2 separate regions of the Homo sapiens genome follow, and region 2 is linked to region 1. Evidence: read pairs that join two places in POLR2A ChIA-PET (ENCODE). Cell type or tissue: GM12878. All regions are shown on one strand. Each heading gives the region's core, and the rest is flanking DNA. Links, peaks and the distances in the headings are about the cores only.

Evidence for each region. Peaks named below come from ENCODE experiments on the same cell type or tissue, not always from the same donor. Only the 100,000 strongest peaks of a DNase experiment are listed, where the experiment ranks them.
Region 2: POLR2A ChIA-PET joins it to region 1 with 6 read pairs; 2 of 35 experiments call an interaction of 5 or more read pairs at or near these places.

Annotation. Positions count from the first base shown.
Region 1 is chr19:54,453,654-54,456,558 of GRCh38, reverse strand. LENG8 (leukocyte receptor cluster member 8) reads right to left here. Exons shown (of 16, transcript NM_052925.4): 5 at 2,903-2,905; 6 at 1,877-2,129; 7 at 1,467-1,608; 8 at 992-1,195; 9 at 314-592; 10 at 94-234. Among named protein-coding and RNA genes, the nearest start is that of LENG8, 5.9 kb to the right of the region's middle. In GM12878, for the core only: no CTCF peak of the experiment used is centred there; no DNase peak of the experiment used is centred there.
Region 2 is chr19:54,517,574-54,520,478 of GRCh38, reverse strand. The region is part of intron 2 of LOC105372460 (a long non-coding RNA gene); the gene reads left to right. Among named protein-coding and RNA genes, the nearest start is that of LAIR2, 16 kb to the right of the region's middle. RefSeq lists a silencer at 2,867-2,905. In GM12878, for the core only: no CTCF peak of the experiment used is centred there; a DNase peak (open chromatin) is centred at 1,474; H3K27ac peaks cover 807 bases.

The sequences.
Region 1 (2,905 bases), core at 262-2,761:
GTCCACCTGTCCGGCCCTCCTCCTCCTTCTCCCATGGGTCCCCAGTACCCTCCTCCACCCTGGCCCGTGTGTCGAGCCCTCACACAGTCTCACCTCTTCCCACGCTGCGCCCTGCCTCGGCCCCGATCCATATGGGCCCCTCGACCGCCCCGGCCCTTAGGGGGCGGGTTCCTGCGGCCCACAGGGTGACACTCATTCCCTGAGTAGGAGCTGTCGGAGTCTGAGTGGGAGTCACTGCAGGAAGAAGCAGGAGGGTCAGGCCTGAAACGCCTCCCCCTCCCTCACACACAGCCCCAGCCGGGAGCCTCAGTACCTTCTGCGGAAGTGGCGCGTCGGGGACCTGGAGGAGGAGCGGGAGCGGGAGTCTGTGCTGGAAGAAGAGCTGTTGTCCTTCATGAAGACGTTGCGGTTGCCAAACTTGGTGAAGCTGTTGCCCCGGGCTCGACCGGCACCCCCAGCCCCGGGCGTCCCTCGCTGGGACGGGGCACCCCCGCCCCTTGTCGCCGAGCCTGCCCCTCTAGGAGGGTGAAGGCTGCTAGCGGCCTCCCACCGCTTCTTCTTAGGGCTCTCAGCCACAGGCTCCCGGGTCAGCCTGAGAATACAGCAGGGCAGGGCGTCACCAACCCCGCCAGACACTGGCAGGACAGCCGCCACCACCTCCCTCAAGGTACCGACCCGCCTCCGAAAGGAAAGGCACTTACCCCAGGCGGCTCAGCTACTACAGTGCAGAAATGAGACGCGAACCCAGGTTTTCCGTCTCCAGAGGGTGCGCTTAACCACTGAGCAATGCACGCCTCTCCAGCACCCATGGTCCCCACCCCACCCCACCGGCCTCCCTCCAACCAGGACTTCATCCCCCCAGGATCCAACTTTCCAGTTCATTTCTCTTTGGAGCTCCTGGTACCTGGGACCCGCAACTCTCCTACCTCCATACCCAGCCCATGCCTCTCACAGCACCACCCTCCCACCTATGTCCCCCACCCAGACTAACCCCGGCAAGGGCTCCCGGCTCCAGTCAATGGTATAGGCCGAGCCGTCCTGCAGCCGCGCCTGCAGCACCTCCTTGAGCAGCTTTTCCGTGCGGTCCTTGTCCTCCTCCGACTCACAGGCGGTGAAGCAGCGCTCCACATACTCTTTCATGTCCTGGGGCCAGTCATCCGGCTTCCCAGACAGGTTCCCCCGGGCAGAGGACCCGCTGCGGGAGGACAGATGAGGGGCTCAGCTGGAGACGATCCCAAACTCAAAAGACCATCCCCACCGCCACTCTGAGCTGACACAGCGGGACGCAGTCCCCAAGTTTTCCTTCTGTCTCCTTCAGTGCTCACAGCAACCCCCAAGAGAGGGTCCTTCTGCCCTTTTCAGAGGCGCACACTGAGGCTCAGGGTGGGCAGCTGGCCAGTGGGACTGGACCATAGACGCTGAGTGCAGAGTGTGGGGCTGCGACGGGGCAAGGGGGCAGACGTCACCTGTGGTTCTGAACTTTCTCAGGGTTGGGCTGGGGGCCAAAACCACTGTGCTGGCCCTCTGCGTTGGAGCCAAAGCTCTGGGTGGTAACAGCAAAGGGTCGCTTCTGGATGTTGAACTTGAGACCTCCAGTCCCAGGGGCGGCTGTGAGGGCAGCGAAAGCTATGGTTAGGCCCTTCCCCGGCACATCCAGGGGTCCCCAGGGGACGGGAGGAAGTGGAAATGCAGGGAGGAGCGCTCAGGTTCTAGAGGAGGGCTCCAGCACACATGTGCCTGGTCCAGAGCAGCCCCACCCCCAGCCTGGCGATCACAACACCCAGAAACAAGGAGCAGCACACACCACGGGCCTCACACCCAGGAGCTCTTATGAGGGCCCAACCGCTCGGACCTCCACGTAGCTCTGCCAACTTACGTTTCATGCGGTTCCACAGCTGTTGGCCCTTCTTGGGCTTGGCAGGTTCGGTGTAGGTGTGTGGCCCATAGGCCTGGCCCGTGGCGGGCCCCGCCTGGCTGTGCTGTGTGGCTGGAGCTGTCCCAGGCTGAGGGCCACTGTTCAGCGTGTGAGCCCCATGTGGGGGATTTGAGGGCTGAGGGGGCTGAGCCGACGGCAGCTGCTGAGGGGGAGCCTGGTAGGACATGCTCTCATCCATGCCGGGGACTGGGGGCTGCAGAAGGAAGCAGGCGCTGAGCACGGGAGGCAGATTCTGGGGCTGGCGAGTGGCACTCAGCCCTCGCTGTGAGGACGCAGTGGTCACAGCACTCAGCACTCAACCCTCCCGTGACCTTCCCAAATGTGAGTTCATTCGAGTCCTCAGTAACTCTGTGAGGTTAACATTTGTTAACAGCCCTTTTCACAGCTGACAAGGCTCCAGCTCAGAGACTAAGCGACTTCCCAGGGCCCTAAGCTATGAAGCGGCAGCTGGCAGCGTTTCAATGCTGGAGTAACAGCCACCGACAACACACCCACTCCAGCGCTACCATCTGAGCACAAGACACCCATGAGCACACACACTCATGGAGCCCAAGGATGAGGCTACCATCCTTCCCGCTTTCGAGAGCTGACCGAGATGCGTAATTACACCAGGGGTGGGACAGCTGGGATTCAAACCCAGGTCTACCTGCCTCCTGTGCACTAGCCCGGCCATTCCTCCAAGCTGCACATTCAATGCAAAACCCAGCCGGTGTGTGCACGCCTGTGGGTGACCATGCTAGGGAAAAAGATGAGATGTCTTTCAACATCTCAGCCCTGGCCTTGGCTCAGCCTTAAACCCACCCCAGGTTCAAACACTATGCTCTGTCCTCCTCATTTTCAGATCAGGAGTTGCTTGGAAGGAAAAAAGCAGCTTAAGGAGTACAAGCCATTCCTCATTGACAGCTCATTCAAAAATCTACACTTCCTCTGCTTGAGCAGGGTATGGGAGCTGGGCTAGGATGTTACCTG
Region 2 (2,905 bases), core at 115-2,614, 64 kb before region 1:
TATATATATAATGACAAAAGTATTGGCAAGGAGTGGCAGGTGTATACCATAGATGTTTGGGTAGGAGAAATCCTGACTTGTTGAGAATCATCCTTTTCTACCCTATCCCCATCCCTTGTACTCTTTTCCTTTTTCTCTTCTCCGTTGATGCTTTTGGTAGTGTTTCCATTTCTGTCCAACAGCTTTGTGACTCTTCCCTTAGGCAAGAACCTATAGAGTTCCCTACAGGACTTTTCTACTCGCCGTGTCCACAATGAAAGTCAATATTGCTGCTACCCTCTCCCCAGGTCTGCAGTGCCTTTTGGGTATCCCATCCTGGAAATCAGTTTACCATTCCCACAGTCATCTTCTTATTTTATTTTATTTTTTTGAGATGGAGTCTCTCTCTATTGCAGGCTGGAGTGCAGTGGTGTGATCTCGGCTCACTGCAACCTCTGCCTCCCGGGTTCAAGCGATTCGTCTGCCTCAACCTCCTGAGTAGCTAGGGTTACAGGCACCTGCCACTATGCTTGGCTAATTTTTGTATTTTTAGTAGAGATGGAGTTTAGCCATGTTGGCCAGGCTGTTCTCGAACTCCTGACCTCAGGTGATCCACCCACCTCAGTCTCTCAAAGTGCTGGGATTACAGACGTGAGCCACTATGCCCAGCCAAATCTCCCTCTCTTTTAAAAATTTATCTGGCCAGGCACCATGGCTCACACCTGTAACCCCAGCACTTTGGGAGGCCAAGGCAGGCAGATCACGAGGTCAGGAGATCGAGACCATCCTGGCCAACATGGTGAAACCCCATCTCTACTAAAAATACAAAAATTAGCTGGGCCTTGTGGTGCATGACTGTAATCCCAGCTACTCCAGAAGCTGAGGCAGGAGAATCACTTGAACCCGGGAGGTGGAGGTTGCAGTGAGCCAAGATCACACCATGGCACTCCAGCCTGGGCGACAAAGCGAGACTTCATCTCAGAAAAAAAAACAAAAAACAAAAACAACAACAAAAAACATGATCCACGTTTAATTGCTTTCTTTCCCTGAACACTCCTGGAGGTTTCTCCTATTGCCCCAGTGCGCAGCCCTTCCATGGTCAACAATGAAAATTTTAATTTAACCTATTTGGCTCAACCCCTCACTCCAGCAATTGAGAATAATTCTCCTCCTAAATCTTTCCCCTTGTTTGAGCCTGTAGCTTCTCATAGCTACTGATGCTTCCGAATACACTGCTCTCTCATTTGAGGATGCTCTCTACTCTTTCCTTCCCCTCTTTTCCTCTCTGGATCAATTGTCTATATTTTTGGTACCATCTGAGGGGTTTTCATGGCCAAGGGGCTTTCCTTCACTCCTTAGGAAAAGATAAATTGGTATCTCTTTTGCGTTTCAGCAGCGCCTAAGCTTCTGGTAGCAGAGTCTTATCAGTGCATTGCAGATTTCTCTGTCAGAGTCTGTCAGGGGCAGGAGCTGAGTCTGACTCATTTCCACATCACCTGTTTCCTATACAGGATGTGGCACATCAGAGTCCCGAGTCCCAGGAGATGTTGCTGAGTAAATATTTGAAAAAAACAAATGCCGGCATCCGTCCAGGCTAAGTCTGTAAGCTTGAGATGGGGAGCCCAGAACTTTGGAAAGTAAATCAGGGAATATGTCAGATGTCCAAGGACCTTCAAGAAAATGTTAACAATGATTCATAAAAACAGGTATTATTACTGAGCAAAGTTTATCAGGCTCTGTGTAGCCACAAAACTATGATAATATTATCATCGTTTTTAGAGTAACATTATAGTAGTGATCACAATAGCCCACATTATTGAGTGAGTCTAACAACATGTTCAGAGTTTACTTTGCACGTCACATGCAGTAACTATGTGTTCTCCACCAAAACTCTATATAAGGTAGGTACTGGCATTGCCCTCATTTTATAAATGACAAAATTGAGTCAAGTGGGTAATTTTCCTAAATCTCATAGTTTTCAGAGACAAAGCAATGATCATATCCCAGCCTTCCTGGCTCCGGAGCCTTCCCTCCTAGCTAAACAGAGAGGCAGAATATAATAATCCCCGATCATCCGTCTTCCAAACATGCTTACAAAGCAGACAGCATTATTAGTGCCATTTTATGGAAAAGCAAAGTGAGTCTTAGACAGGTAATGTGACTCTCCCAAGCACATAAAGATAGCAAGGTCAGATTCAGGTTTTGAAAGCAGTTTGGTGTGATTTAAAGCCTGTTGTCGTTTGGCCATTACCCAATAGCTGGTATCTTGAAAGTCCGGGAAGAGATATTCTCAGCTAGATTGGAGAGAACCAACTCTTTCTGACACCCTGGATTATTCTAGTTGTCCTGATGAGTGTGGGAGCCCACATTCTGAGCTTTTTTTTAATGTATATACTTTAAGGTCTAGTGTACATGTGCACAATGTGCAGGTTTGTTACATATGTATACATGTGCCATGTTGGTGTGCTGCACCCATTAACTCGTCATTTACACTAGGTATATCTCCTAATGCTGTCCCTCCCCCTCCCCCACCCCCGACCCCACAACAGGCCATTCTACTTGCTTGCAGAATCCATGGAATGTAAGGGTTATTTTTTTTCCAAAAACATCGCCTTAACAACTGGCATCCTCTTTTTCCAATTTACCCTAATGCCTGAATATTGCCCTGAAAAAAAAGTTACTGATTAGATTTTTCCAGGAAGACTCTATTTCAGAGTCCCAAGATAGGGACTCAGCATATGCAAATGATCAACTAAGAGACGACAATGGAGAAAGCTGTGTGGCTTCCTGGACGCTGGCCATGGTGCTGAAACTACAGACAGGCGCCAGCATCCCAGTCAGTACTGTAAACAGTAACCGCAAGAACCACTCTCCTTGGACTGCATCCAGACAGGGGAAATAGGAATGGTGTCTAGATATAGGGCCA